Linked DNA regions of Homo sapiens: region 1 is linked to region 2. The links are chromatin loops, found by intact Hi-C in ENCODE. Cell type or tissue: PC-9. All regions are shown on one strand. Links, peaks and the distances in the headings refer to the core of each region. The heading gives the core; the rest is flanking DNA. Region 1 has its middle 17 kb from the start of KRT78. Region 2 has its middle 36 kb from the start of KRT76.

What was found. Peaks named below come from ENCODE experiments on the same cell type or tissue, not always from the same donor. Only the 100,000 strongest peaks of a DNase experiment are listed, where the experiment ranks them.
Region 1: it touches region 2 in a loop (5-fold over the local background); 2 of 110 quality-filtered maps call a loop at or near these places.

Annotation. Positions count from the first base shown.
Region 1 is chr12:52,861,929-52,869,432 of GRCh38, reverse strand. No RefSeq gene overlaps it. Among named protein-coding and RNA genes, the nearest start is that of KRT78, 17 kb to the right of the region's middle. In PC-9, for the core only: CTCF peaks have their summits at 3,734 and 3,936 (motif pointing right); a DNase peak (open chromatin) is centred at 3,902; H3K27ac peaks cover 99 bases.
Region 2 is chr12:52,737,178-52,744,681 of GRCh38, reverse strand. No RefSeq gene overlaps it. Among named protein-coding and RNA genes, the nearest start is that of KRT76, 36 kb to the left of the region's middle. In PC-9, for the core only: no CTCF peak of the experiment used is centred there; DNase peaks (open chromatin) are centred at 3,111 and 3,891.

The sequences.
Region 1 (7,504 bases), core at 1,723-6,722, 120 kb before region 2:
TGCTCCCTGCCCATCTCCTGTCTCCTGAATCTCCAGCCAGGTGCCCCTCTTCTCTGTTCCCCCTCTGGGAACCTTCTTGGCTGGTCACTCTGGAGTCCCACTGAGTTTCTCTTCCCTGGAGACCCTTGGGGCTTGAGCACTCCTCTCTGTGGCTGGGAATGAGGTGGCTCCAGGAATGAAACCCTGGCACGTTCCAGAGTTTGGAGGCTCTTGGTTGCTCAGGAAGCTCCCAGCATGTACACTCCTTGGGGTCTGAGGCCCCTGGCCCACCACTGGCTTTGAGGCAAATGGCCCAGGCCTCCCTGGGGCAGTGACAGCACAGGGAAGTAGGCACTTGGGCTCAGCCACAGGCCTCCTTTCCACCATCTCTGCACCCTATTCCCTCCCACACTGCATGCAACCATGCGCCTGCCCTCTCAATCAGGTGGCACAGAGGCCTGGCCCCCCTCCTCATCCCTTCTTTCACTTAACAATCTCTCTCCCTTTCTTCCCGAGGCCCCTTACACTCCCCTTCACTGGAGCCTTCACCAGCTGCCCAGCCCATGGCTCTGCTAGTTGCCCCATCTGGCCTGAGTGCATTCTCTCTTTGGATTCCTCCATCCCCTCTGGTGGAGGGGTGGCTATTCCAGCTGGAGAACAGACAGATGCAGGCATAGACCTGAGAAATGCTTTACAGATAGTCCTGGGTTCAGATTCTCACTCTGCCACTATTGGTTGTGTGATCTAGGACAACCAAGCCTCAGTTTCCCCATCTATAATATGCGATTAATCAGAGGTATGCTATGTAAAGCACCTGGCATGTAGTAGTTGAACATTAAGTGATAATTCTACTTCTTTTTTTTTTTTTTTTTTTTTTGAGACAGGGTCTCCCTCAGTCTCCCAGGCTGAGTGCAGTGCAGTGGTGCGATCATGGCTTACTGCAGCCTCAAACACTTGGGTTCAAGTGATCCTCCTGCCTCAGCCTTCCAAGTAGCTAGGACTATAGGCATGAGTCACTACATCCAGCAAATTTCCTTTTTTTTTTTTTTTTGTAGAGACGTGGGGGTCTCACTTTGTTGCCCAGGCTGGTCTTGAATGCCTGGGCTCAAGTAGATTCACCTGCCCTGGTCTCCCAAAGTGCTGGGATTACTGGCGTAAGCCACTGCACCTGGCCTAATTATTCTTGATACATATAATACTACTGACAACTGAGACAACTTCCTGGAAGAATGGTCTTCTTTGGGACCCTTGAATGAAAGGAAGGGACATTCTTGACATTCAAACCCTGCCTCTAAGTGACCCTTTCCTCCTGAGATGCCCTCCCCACCCAGCCCTCTTTCCTGATTTTGTCTTCTTGAAGAGATGCGGGGTGGGGTGGAGTGCCTGCCTCCCGGGAAGGGGGTTGGTTGTGTGTTCTGAAGCTGCCACCCCCTACCCCCCACCTCTCAGTTCCCCCTGGCAGGGAGTGGCCTGCTTGCCCTAGGGTAGTGCCTGCCTGGGCAGGTAGCAAAGTGCTCCCAAAGCCTGGAGAGGGGCTTAAACTTCTGTTGGTGGTTGGGAGCTGCCCTGGGCACCCTGAGTGGCTGGGGAGAGCACGTGGGCCCAAGCGGGGAGGGAGAAATGGGGGGCGTGGCGTGCGTTCTGCTGGCATAGAGCATTCCCTGGCAGGGGTGGGGGTGCAGGGCGGGGGTGGCTGGTGCTGGTTTCCTTCCTTAGTTTCGATCAGAGGGGCGGGTTTAAGGCTGAGCTTGGTTGAGCTAGCAGCTCTTCTTCAGGAAATCTGAAAGCTTTGAAAGAGAAAAATATCGTTTGTTCCAGAGTCAGGAACACTGTTCTCTCAGCCTGGGGTACTTTTGTCTCTGTTGAAGCCCCCTTACCAAGAGATATGTGTTTGGGGTGGAGGTGGGGAAGGTGAACATTCACACACAACCTTCACACACCCGCACCTGCACATTTATAACACACCCCCATACACACATGCCTAGCTTCTGTCTTTCTCACACATACCCTTGCACACTGATGCATGCAAGCATCCACTATACCCATCCCAGAAGGTACACATTCCCACCCCACCCTTCCACATACACCGATGCCTGGCGCACTCACACATAACTGTGTCACTTTCATAGCCCCTGTGATTTTACTGGCCCGCACATGCCCCTGCATGATCATAGATGATCTCTGCACCTTCGCACTCATGCTCCCCCCCCATTTATTTACACACATCTTACAAGCTCCCTGTATACCCTTGTCCCTACACATTTTCTTTCTTTCTCTCTGTCTCTTCCCCTCTCATCTCAGGGAGCCAGAAGGGATGGTTGTCCTCAGATGACAGTGAGAGCAAGAGGAGATCCAGGCAAGTCAGCATCTAGTAGGCCAAGCCTGGTGGGGAGTGGGGCTCAGAAGATAGTAATGATAATAATGATAATAATAATAAAATCGAGGCCGGGCGCGGTGGATCATGCCTGTAATCCCAGCACTTTGGGAGGCCAAGGCAGACAGATCACGAGGTCAGGAGATCGAGACCATCCTGGCTAACACGGTGAAACCCTGTCTCTACTACAAATACAAAAAATTAGCTGGGCCTGGTGGCGGGCGCCCGTAGTCCCAGCTACTCTGGAGGCTGAGGCAGGAGAATGGCATGAACCTGGGAGGCGGAGCTTGCAGTGAGCCGAGATAGCACCACTGCACTCCAGCCTGGGTGACAGAGCGAGACTCTGTCTCAAAAAAAAAAAAAAAAAAAAATCGAATAGTTGGTGGGCACTGCTGTGCTAAGCACTGTTCTGAGCACTCTGCACGTGTCATCTTGGTTAACACACACAACAGCCCTAGGATATAGGAATGATTATCCCTCCTTATTTATTTATTTATTTTTGAGACAGAGTTTCGCTCTTGTCGCCCAGGCTGGAGTGCAATGGCGTGATCTCAGCTCACCGCAATCTCTGCTTCCCGGGTTCAAGTGATTCTCCTGTCTCAGCCTCCGGAGTAGCTGGGATTACAGGCATGTACCACCATGCCTGGCTAATTTTGTATTTTTAGTAGAGATGGGGTTTCTCCATGTTGGTCAGGCTGGTCTCGAACTTCTGACCTCAGGTGATCCACCCGCCTCAGCTTTCCAAAGTGCTGGGATTACAGGCATGAGCCACCACGCCCGGATTTTTTGTTTTTCTTTTAGACTGAGTCTTGCTCTGTCACCCAGGTTGGAGTGCAGTGGGGCGATCTTGGCTCACTGCAACCCGAGCCTCCCAGGTTCAAGTGATTCTTGTGCCTCAGTCTCCTGAATAGCTGGGGTTACAGGTGCCTGCCACCACGCCTGGCTAATTTTTGTATTTGTAGTAGAGATGGGGTTTTGCCATGTTGGCCAGGCTGGTCTCGAACTCCTGACCTCAGGTAATTCACCCGCCTCAGCATCCCAAAGTGCTGGGATTACAGGCATGAGCCACCATGCCTGGCCGATTATCCCCTTATGATAGCTGGAAAATGGAGGAAGGCACAGAGAGGTTAAGTCGCTAGCTTGAGGCCGCATGGCTAGGCCGTAGTGAAGACAGTGTCTGAACCCATAGTGTCAGACCCCTGATCTGATCTTGACCATCAGCCCCTAGGGCCCCTCTCTCCCTGATCCTCAGCCTCATTTTGTGTTCTGCCCAAGGCGTCTCCAGGATCCCAAGAGAGCTTCCGAGAGAGTCTATGCACTGTGAATTTTCCCAGGTTGGCCCAGGGCCTACTTGGACTTCTCAAGGTCTAGAAAAAGGCCTGGGAATCACCAGCGCTCTGAGTCCCCATTTGGGGGCCTCTGGCCTTATCCCCACATCAGGCACCAGGGAGGTGGTGGCACAGAAGAGGCTTCCAGGAAGATCATGAACTGCCCCTTGCTTCCATTCCAGGCGTCCAGCCCAGCTCCCAGGCATCTGGGTTGCAAGAATCCTGGCCACCTGCAGGGGGAGTCAAGAGTGGGAGAAACTGGCTCCTGCTCCTGCTCCTGCTTGCAAGGAAATACCGGGAATGGGTCTGGGCCCTGGAAAATCCTGGACAGGTGTCTGAGAGCAGGACTGGATTAAACTGGGCTGCCTGGTGAACCACCATCTCTGGCTCCTATGGACTCCAGTGTGTGTATGCGTGATCGTGTGCCTGTGCGTGTGTGTGTCTGTGATCAGATGAGGTTTCTAGACCAAGGCTCAGATCTCCTCTGGGGAAGATATCAGGCAGTGGACTTGTGAAAACCCCTGAGAATCTTGCAAGAGAATATTCTGAGCCTTTCACAGTAATCTAAGGATGTGTTTATTGACAGATATGGGGGGAAAGCCTGCTTAAATTCATATGTGTAATATGATCCCACTTATGGGAAATATATATATATATATATATATATATATATTTTTTTTTTTTTTTTTTTTTTTTTTTTTTTTTTTTTTGAGACAGAGTCTCACTCTGTTGCCCAGGCTGGAATGCAGTGGCACAATCTTGGCTTACCGCAACCTCTGCCTCCTGGATTCAAGCAATTCTCCTGCCTCAGCCTCCTGAGTAGCTGGGATTACAGGCGTGCGCCACCATGACTGGCTAATTTTATATTTTTAGTAGATATAAAAACTATATTTTTATATTTTAGTAGGGTTTCACCATGTTGGTCAGGCTGGTCTCGAACTCCTGACCTCGTATTGTGATCCACCTATCCCAGCCTCCTAAAGTGTTGGGATTACAGGTGTGAGCCACTGTGCCTGGCTTTTTTTTTTTTTTTTTTTGAGATGGAGACTCACTCTGTCACCCAGGCTGGAGTGCAATGGCATGATCTCAGCTCACTGCAACCTCTGCCTCCCTGGTTCAAATGATTCTCCTGCTTCAGCTTCCCCAGTAGCTGAGATTATAGGCACCCGTCACCATGTCTGGCTAATTTTTGTATTTTTAGTAGAGACAGGGTTTCACCATGTTGGCCAGGCTGGCCTCGAACTCCTGACCTCAAGTGATCCACCTGCCTCGGCCTCCCAAAGTGCTGGGATTACAGGAGTGAGCCACCACACTGGGCCTGGAAATACGTATTAATATGAATAGATGATGCATCTATTGCAGTAGAATATACTGCTATATGAGACACATGAGTATGGTCACACATTGCATAACAAGGTCTCTGTTGTATGTATGGTGCATATATGACAATGGTTCCATACATTATAATGGAACTGAAAAATTCCTCTTGCCTATTGACATCGTAGCCATCATAATGTATCAAAAGGCATTACTCACGTGTTTGTGAAGATGCTGGTGTAAAAAACCTACTGTGCTGCCAATTGTATCAATATATAGCACATGAAATTACATACAGTACATATTATTACTTGATCATGGTAGTAAAGGACTATGTTACTGGCTTGTATATTTACTCTACTTTTTATCATTATCTTAGAATGTATTCCTTCTACTTTTTTTTTTTTTTTTGAGATGGAGTCTCGCTCTGTTGCCCAGGCCGGAGTGCAATGGCGTGATCTCGGCTCACTGCAACTTCTGCCTCCTGGGTTCAAGCGATTCTCTTGCCTCAGCCTCCTGAGTAGCTGGGACTACAGGCATGTGCCACCATATCTGGCTAATTTTCTGCATTTTTAGTAGAGACGGGGTTTCACTGTGCTAGCCAGGATGGTCTCGACTCCTGACCTCGTGATCCGCCCACCTCGGCCTCCCAAAGTGCTGGGATTACAGGCGTGAGCCACTGCGCCCGGCCCTTCTACTTATTTATGTTTTTTTTAGAGGCAGGGTCTCACTCTGCTGTCCAGGCTGGAGTGCATTGGTGCAATCATAGCTCAATGCAGCCTTAACCTCCCGGGCTCAAGTGATCCTCCCACCTCAGTCTTCCAAGTAACTGGGACTATAGGTGTGTGCCACCATGCCCAGCTAATTTTTGATTTTTTGTAGAGACAGAGTCTCACTATGTTGCTTAGGCTGGCCTCAAACTCTTGGACTCAAGCCATCCTCCTGCCTTGCCCTCCCAAAGTGCTGGGATTACAGGCATGAGCCACTGCACTCAGCAATGATCTGTTTTGTTTACTGCTATATCTCCGTTGTTAGAATAGTGCCTGGCACATAGTAAGTGTCCAATAAATATGCGCTGACTGAATAAATTGAAAGATATTTGTATATAGAAACACCTGGAAGGTTAAATACTAAAATGTAAATAGTGGCTACTTCTAGGTGACAGTATTTTAGAAGAGTTTTCTTTTTTCTGATTTTATTTTATTGTCTGTTGATTTAACATTTTTAATTCTGAATATTATTTATATAAAGAGAAGGAAGCACCACAAGGCTTAGGATCTTCTCCCTCTACATCTTTTTTTTTTTTTTTTTGAGTTGGAGTCTCACTCTGTTACCCAGACTGGAGTGCAATGGTGCGATTTCGGCTCACTGCAAACTGCCTCTTGGGTTCAAGAAATTCTCCTGCCTCAGCCTCCTGAGTAGCTGGGAATAGGGGCCTGCACCACCACGCCTGGCTAACTTTTTGGTATTTTTAGTAGAGACGGGGTTTCACCATATTGGTTAGGCTGGTCTTGAACTCATGATCTCAGGTGATCCACCCACCTCGGCCTCCCAAAGTGCTGGGATTACAGGTGTGAACCGCTGTGCCAAGCCCCCCTCTACATCTTTAAAACTACAAACTTTCTGCCGGGAGTGGTGGCTCATGCCTGTAATCCCAGCAGTTTGGGAGGCTGAGGTGGGCGGATCACCTGAGGTTGGGAGTTGAAGACCAGCCTGACCAACATGGAGAAACCCCATCTCTACTAAAAATACAAAATTAGCCGGGCGTGGTGGCACATGCCTGTAATCCCAGCTACTCCAGAGGCTGAGGCAGGAGAATTGCTTGAACCCGGGAGACAGAGGTTGCGGTGAGCCAAGATCGTGTCAATACTCCAGCCTGGGCAACAAGAGCGAAAACTCCATCTCAAAACAGACAAACAAACAACAGAAAAACAAAACAAAACAAAACAATAAAAAACCAACCAAACAACAACAAAAAAACCCTATAAACTTTGACTTTAAGAAGCCAGGCAGTGGGTGAGACCTGCCTGTTCTACCCCCTCTGCTTCCCCACCCAACATCAGCCTTCCTCAGTTCTCCCTCTCTCTGCCCCTTCTTCACCCACAAGCTTCAGCTGGCAGGGCTCGCTGGGCTTTCAAGCCACCTTAGCAGGCAGAGTCATTGGAACAATGGATCAGGCTGACTCAGGAGCTGGGAGAGGGCCCTGGGCCATACAAGCACCCTCCCCACCTGTCAGGTCAGGCCAGCAAGCAGTGCCTCTGGGGCCAAGGGAAACTGGGCTGATGTTGCAGCAGAAAGGAGTGAGGTTAGACCTGAGAGCTTCCTGATGGTAAAGGAGGCTGCAGCAGGTCAGGGAGGTCACAGAGCCCGTGTTCTTTCCTGGAGGGCAACAGGTGCACTCCACTCTCCCCTAGACGGGATTATTCGTTGCCATCTGAAGCACCCGGCACAGTGCTTGGCACTGAGAAGTGCCCAGTCAATGTCGATGGGTGGATAATAGTATGAA
Region 2 (7,504 bases), core at 1,836-6,835:
AATTCATGACTACAGAAAGTCCCCCTGACCTTTGCCACTCCTCTGTAATAACTCCTTTCTCCTCAGAGTTAGTGACACCACAATCCCATCCCCTTGGATGTTCAAAGCCAAGCCAAGAAGGGACCCAGAAATACACTGTCAAGCTAGGGGGTTAGACCTGAGCCAAGCCACTATTGCCTTCTTTCTTTCTTTCTTTCTTTTCCTTTCTTTCTTTCTTTCTCTCTCTCTCTCTCTCTTTCTTTCTTTCTTTCTTTCTTTCTTTCTTTCTTTCTTTCTTTCTTTCTTTCTTTCTTTCTCTCTCTCTCTCTCTCTTTCTTTCTTTCTTTCTTTCTTTCTTTCTTTCCTTCTTCCTTCCTTCCTTCCTCCCTTCCCTTCTCTTTCTTTCTTTTTCTTCTTTCTATCTTTCTTTCTTTCTTTTTCTTCTTCCTTTTTCTCTCTTTGTTTCTTTGTTTCTTTCTTTTCTTTCTTTCTTTCTTTCTTTCTTTCTTTCTTTCTTTCTTTCTTTCTTTCTTTCTTTCTTTCTTTCTTCTTTCTTTCCGTCTCTCTTTCTTTCTTTCTCTCTTACTATATCTCTTTCTCAGATCTCTGTTACCCAGGCTGCAGTGCAGTGGTGTGATCTCGGCTCACTGCAACCTCCACCTCCTGGGTTTAAGCAATTCTCCTGCCTCAGCCTTCCAAGTAGCTGGGATTGCAGGCACTCGCCACCATGCCAGGCTAATTTTTTGTATTTTTAGTAGACACGGGGTTTCACTATTTGGCCAGGCTGGTCTTGAACTCCTGAACTTGTGATCTGCCTGCCTTGCCCTCCCAAAGTGCTGGGATTACAGATGTGAGCTACTGTGTCTGGCTCACCTTTATGTTGTCTTATATAGAAACTCTGCCTTTCCTTCTTTCAGCTCTGTTTTTTTTTCTCCATCAAATTGTAATATGTTATGCTGCATTTTGGCTCTAAGTTTTGTAGAACAATAGAGACCCATTGTGCCTTCTGAATTGGAGGGTGATAAAAAGACTGCAGAAAGTTATGGTAGCAGTTGTGTGTGGACTGAGCGAGAGATGAGAAGAGAATGAGAGCACTGAGGGAGTCTTTGGGGTTAAGCAACCTGGGTCAGATAATTGGCCTAATTGCAGTGATATGCTTCCCTCTTTCTGGATCCACCCTAGGGCAGCCCACACCCTGAGGCTGGCATACTTCTTGCAGAGGCCTCAGTGGTCCTTGCCAAGAGCTCCAAATGGCTCAGTGACAGTCAACTGTCACTTCAGTGCCCAGCCTGGGTCTCTTCAGGGCCTTCCTCACTGCTCCCCTTGAGGTTTTTGGGCCAAGGTGGTGGGAAAATGTGGTCAGACACTGCCCATGTATCTTCCTTCCTTATTATTCAAGAGAAGCCAATCCTCTCCCCAGCAAGACTTTGCCACAACACTTCACATGCCCTTTTCCTCCGCATACTGAGATCTCAAGGTTATGGAAAACCAATAAATGAAGCAAATATATACTACCTAGTTATATACATAATTACTACCTGCCAGAAATTGTTCTGAGAACTTCAATATAACTCACCTAATCTTCACAATGATCTTACTGTTATGGGATCCTTGGGGTGTCACTTTTCTGGCCAGAAACCTCTGTGGCTGGTGGCACCTTTACCCAAGTTCTTGTCCTGTGTCCAGGAAGAGATAGGTGTACAGACAAGTGGAAGGTGAACAAGATGAAGAGGAGTTCATTGAGTGTTACAACAGCTCAGAAGTGACCCACAGTGGGTAGCTCCCCTCTGTGGGCAAGTTGTACCATGTAGAGTGTGCAGCTCTCAGCAGAGAGGAGGCCCTGGAAAGGGTGGCTCCTTTCTGTCGGGACGTCATCTCCACAAGTCTCTGAAGCTCTCAGCAGAGAGCGCTGCTCCTCTCTGCAGCTCGTCGTCCTGGCATTTCTAGCTATCAGCAGAGAGGGTAGCTCCTCTCTGCAGCTGGTCCTCCCTCATCTCTCCATCCTCTGTGTCCTTTCCCCTGCTCTGGCTGTTCCCTGGGCTTTTATGGACCTCAGAGGGGAGGAAGTGTGTGCTGATTGGTCCATGGGCTGCCCCAAGGAGGTACCACAAGTCCCCACTCCAGTTGGCGGGATTGGCTGACCGTTCCCCAGCCTTCAGGCCCTCCCTGACCTGAAGGTGAGAACTTACCGGGGACTGCTCTTTTCCACCCAGTAATCTGCCTGCCTCCCACTGCCATTCATGGCCCTGGGGCTCAGGCCCAACCCTGCTTGGAGATCAGAGCAGGCACCAGGAGAGGAGAGAGGCCAGGCAGCGGAAGCAGACACCCCCTGAAGCAGCAGGGACTGGAGGGGGGGCCCTTCCCGGGCCTCTGAGGGTGCACGCTGCAGAGATGCCCAGGTCCTGCTCCTGGGAGGGCAGTGGCAGCTGTACCTGGGGAGCTTCTGCCCCACCAACTTGGAAGGGGCGGGGCTCCTGCTTGTGCCTGGCTCCTGCCTCCTCTGCAGAGTGGGAGACCCAGGTCTGCTGCTGTAGATCAGGCAGCTGCTGCTGCACCCAGGAAGGCAGACCCTGCCTACTCCTGGACCTCTAAAGAGCACAGGGAGGCTCCGATCCACAGCCACATTTTGGGGGGCTGTAGCCCTGACGAGGAGGGCGGGGCTTCTGCTTTCTCCTTAGAACAGGAGGACTGGGTCTGCAGCTGCAATTTGGATGGCTGCAGCATCACCTGGGGAGGTCCCGCCCCAACTCAGAAGAGGTGGGGCTCCCACTGGCTCCATGGAGTGTGCAGCCCTAGCTGTGCCTCCCTGCTGCAGCCGCTGCCATCACTATGAGGTGGGTATGATTATCCTTATTTTGCAGATGTGGAAAAGGAGGTATAGAGACGTGAAGGTCACATTGTGTCACAGGTTACAGTTAGCAAGTGGTAGAGCCAGTGTGTGAACATAGGCAATTGAGCCCCGGAGTCCATGCTTGTCACTCCCACGCTATATTAATAACATAGGTGTAGTTTTGTTTCTTCAAGACAGTGTGTGTGTGTGTGGGGTGTGTTTCTGGTCTTCAACGGCACAGCGTTACTTTAGTGAGAGGCCTTTGAGTCTTTAGACGCCGTCCAGGAAGCGGTGCTCTGTCCTTGGTGCTGAAATCTGGCCCAGGTATCCGGTGGCCTTTTCTATTTCAGGAGGCTGACACTGTAGTCACTTCCTCCAAACTCAACTCTCCCCATTCCCTGCTTCAGCTCTGACGATTTGCATTTGGGCATACAAATTTTCTGTCTAAGATCAGGTAAATATTTGGTCCAGAGCCCGACTTTAAAATAGTCTCAGACTTTGTCTATTTTGTTATATTCCCCATAAAACCAAGACCAAAATAATTTGCCTCTAAGTCTTTATGAATAATAAAACGTATGAATATTGGCATGTTTTCCTTTCTGCCTCCTGCTGCTGGAAAGTATTTGTCATTGGTGATTAGAGTATTATATTTTCTTCCTATTTTAACATGGATTGTTATTTTAAGTTAACTCCCTCATTATTGTGATGACAGGGATATAAAAATAAAAAAGTCTAAGAAGCTAGTCTTCTCTTGATTGAGGCTAGGTTCATGCTGAGCCACATTAGAAACTGGACACTTCCAGAGGAGGAGAATGATTTAAAACATTAAGTATTATTATTCATTAATGTGGTAATAAAAAGAATATCTTCCTCTCTGGGATGTGTTGAAGAACACATGAAGTAATATATGTAAAAAACACTTTATAAGACAAAAGATGTTCATACTGATATTGTACTATACTTACACAAATTTTGATTAGCAACTCTATTCTAAATTCTTTAAGGAAAGCAACTGTGTCATATAGTGTTTCTGTGTTACACAATACTGAGCAGGAAATGTGCACTCAGTAAGCACTTGCTGACTGATGGACTGATTAAATGACATAAGGCATGCTAGAGCTTGGCACAGCTCCTAGAAAAAGATAAGTACACAATAAATGGGAGATATTGCTATCATTATTTCTAGGGTTACCACTGTTAGTTGATTTCTGAGGAATAAGACTCTCAAGACTAGAAGTGACTTCAGAAGCCATCAAGAGGAGCCTCCATTTAGATACCTATGTCCTCTCTAAAACATTGTCTACAGTGGTAGCCCACCCTGCTGTGGTGGGGAAATCCTCTTCCTCTCACAGAGAAGGTTAAGCTGAGTCTTACCATGTAAATTCCACTAATTGGTCCAAGTTTTCCTGTGGCTATAGGTAACAACCCTAAATCCCTTTGCGCACGAGAGTCTACAAATGTTTAAGGAAGGTTCCCCCTTTATCAGGGTCCTTCTCCAGGTGGGACACTTTCATCTCCTCTCAGCTGGGGGATGCCCCCAGCCATCCTCAGTGCTCTCCCATAGACATCTTCCAGGTGCCTAGAACCAAACCCTTCAGGTGAAGCCTGACTAGTTCAGGAAAAGGGTGGGCACAGAGCTTGTCTTTGTGCATCCTCTGACCTTGCAGGTAATTTTGGCAGCTGCTTTCTGCCACTGACTCACCTTAAGCTGGCATGACTTTATGTAAGCCATTGTGAAACCTTATCTCCCCATGGGGAACTGTGCAGCTGCTTTGCTTGAATGCACATGTGGGGTCTTACATTAATCTCTGTTAAATCTTTCTTATTAGTTTTGGCTCAAGCTTCAAACTGTCAAATTGTTTTTGGATTCTGACCCTGCCATCCAACTTACTTGTTACTCTTACTAGATTCAGGCAAGCTATATATTTGAACTACATGCAAAGATGTCCTTATTTGCGTGTACTGGAAAAAGAAACTGCTATTTACAGTAAAAACTGCTTATTCATATTAGGAAAGAAAGGTGTCATAATTATCTAAGGCAAGGTGGCTCTTCAAAAACTTTCTTTTTTTGTGTGCACAAAAAATTGGAATAAACAAAAACTTTCTTATGGAAAATGTCAAGCAAACATCAAAGTAGAATAGTGTAATAAACACCTGTGTACCCATCACCCACCTCAACAATAAACTCATCTTATTTCATTTCTACCCATTCCATGCCTCTAGATGGTGGAGCAAATCTCAGACATCATATTATTTCATTCATAAATATTTTATAAGTTTTTGTAAAAGATAAGGACTCTTTGAATAATATAACCACATTATAACCTTATCGCCCTTAACAAGATAAACATTAATTATTTAATATGATCAAATATCCAGTCAGGTTTCACATTTCCCCTCATGTCTCAGGAATGTTTTCATTAAAATTGCTGGCTTGCATCAGGGTCTAAACAATGTTCATACATTGTAATTGGTGGATATGTGTGGATTCCCATTCTTCTTCTTGTTTCTTGTAATTTATTTGTTGAAGAAACCTGGTCATCTGTGTGTAGAGTTAGCATCCTAAGTTAGTGATTTTTTCCTCCCCACAGTGTGATATTGTTTAACATGTTTCTCCATCCTTTGTCCATATTTAAAAGAATTTATCGCCAGGCGCGGTGGCTCACGCCTGTAATCCCAGCACTTTGGGAGGCCAAGGCTGGTGGATCACGAGGTCAGGAGATCGAGACCATCCTGGCTAACATGGTGAAACTCCATCTCTACTAAAAATACCAAAAAATTAGCCGGGCATGATGGCAGGTGCCTGTAGTCCCAACTACTCAGGAGGCTGAGGCAGGAGAATGGCATGAACCCAGGAGGTGGAGCTTGCAGTGAGCCCAGATCGCGCCACTGCACTCCAGCCTGGGCTACAGAGTGAGACTATGTCTCAAAAAAAAAAAAAAAAAAGCTTTTAATACATTAAAATGGACTTTTTGGGTGTATAGTTACATATATACTTTTTCTTTTGAGACAAGGTCTCACTCAATCGCCCAGGCTAGGATGTTGTGGCAGAATCATGGCTCACTGCAACTTTAACCTCCTGGGCTCAGGTGATCCTCCCGCTTCAGCCTCCTGAGTAGCTGGAACTACAGGTGCACGCCACCAGGCCTGGCTAAGTTTTGTATTTTTTGTAAAGATGGGATTTTGCTACGTTGCTTAGACTGGTCTTGAACTCCTGGGCTTGAGTGATTCTCTCCCAGCCTCCCAAAGTGCTGGGATTACAGGCATGAGGCAATGCGCCCTGTCTCCAGTTCCATGAATTTTAACACAGTTATACATGTATAGATTTATGTACCCACTCCCACAATCAGGGTGTAAACAATTTCATCACCTCCCAAAACCCCCTCGTGCTATTTTTTATAGTTGTTCACTACCCCCACCCCTAACCTCTGGCAACCACAGATCTGTTCTCTGTCCCTATAGTCTTGTCTTTTTTTTTTAAAGCAAGTTTTTATTTATTTATGTCAGTAGCACCCCTTTCCCAGTCATGACAATTTTTAAAAAATTATACTTTAAGTTTTAGGGCACATGTGCACAACGTGCAGGTTTGTTACTTATGTATCCATGTGCCATGTTGGTGTGCTGCACCCATTAACTCATCATTTACATTGGGTATACCTCATAATGCTATCCCTCCCCCCTCCCCACCCCCCGACGACAGGCCCCTGTGTGTGATGTTCCCCTTCCTGTGTCCAAGTGTTCTCACTGTTCAATTCCCACCAATGAGTGAGAACATGCGGTGTTTGGTTTTTTGTCCTTGCGATAGTTTGCTGAGAATGATGGTTTCCAGTTTCATCCATGTCCCTACAAAGGACACGAACTCATCATTTTTTATGGCTGCATAGTATTCCATGGTGTATATGTGCCACATTTTCTTAATCCAGTCTATCATTGTTGGACATTTGGGTTGGTTCCAAGTCTTTGCTATTGTGAATAGTGCCGCAATAAACATACGTGTGCATGTGTCTTTATAGCAGCATGATTTATAATCCTTTGAGTATATACCCAGTAATGGGATGGCTGGGTCAAATGGTATTTCTAGTTCTAGATCCCTGAGGAATCGCCACACTGACTTCCACAATGGTTGAACTAGTTTACAGTCCCACCAACAGTGTAAAAGTGTTCCTATTTCTCCACATCCTCTCCAGCACCTGTTGTTTCCTGACTTTTTAATGATCGCCATTCTAACTGGTGTGAGATGGTATCTCATTGTGGTTTTGATTATCTCAACAGATGCAGAAAAGGCCTTTGACAAAATTCAACAACCATTCATGCTAAAATCTCTCAATAAATTAGGTATTGATGGGATGTATCTCAAAATAATAAGAGCTGTTTATGACAAACCCACAGCCAATATCATACTGAATGGGCAAAAACTGGAAGCATTCCCTTTGAAAACTGGCACAAGAGGGATGCCCTCTCTCACCACTACTATTCAACATAGTGTTGGAAGTTCTGGCCAGGGCAATCAGGCAGGAGAAGGAAATAAAGGGTATTCAATTAGGAAAAGAGGAAATCAAATTGTCCCTGCTTGCAGATGACATGATTGTATATCTAGAAAACCCCATCGTCTCAGCCCCAAATCTCCTTAAGCTGATAAGCAACTTCAGGTCAGGGAGGGCCTGAAGGCTGGGGAACGGTCGGCCAATCCCGCCA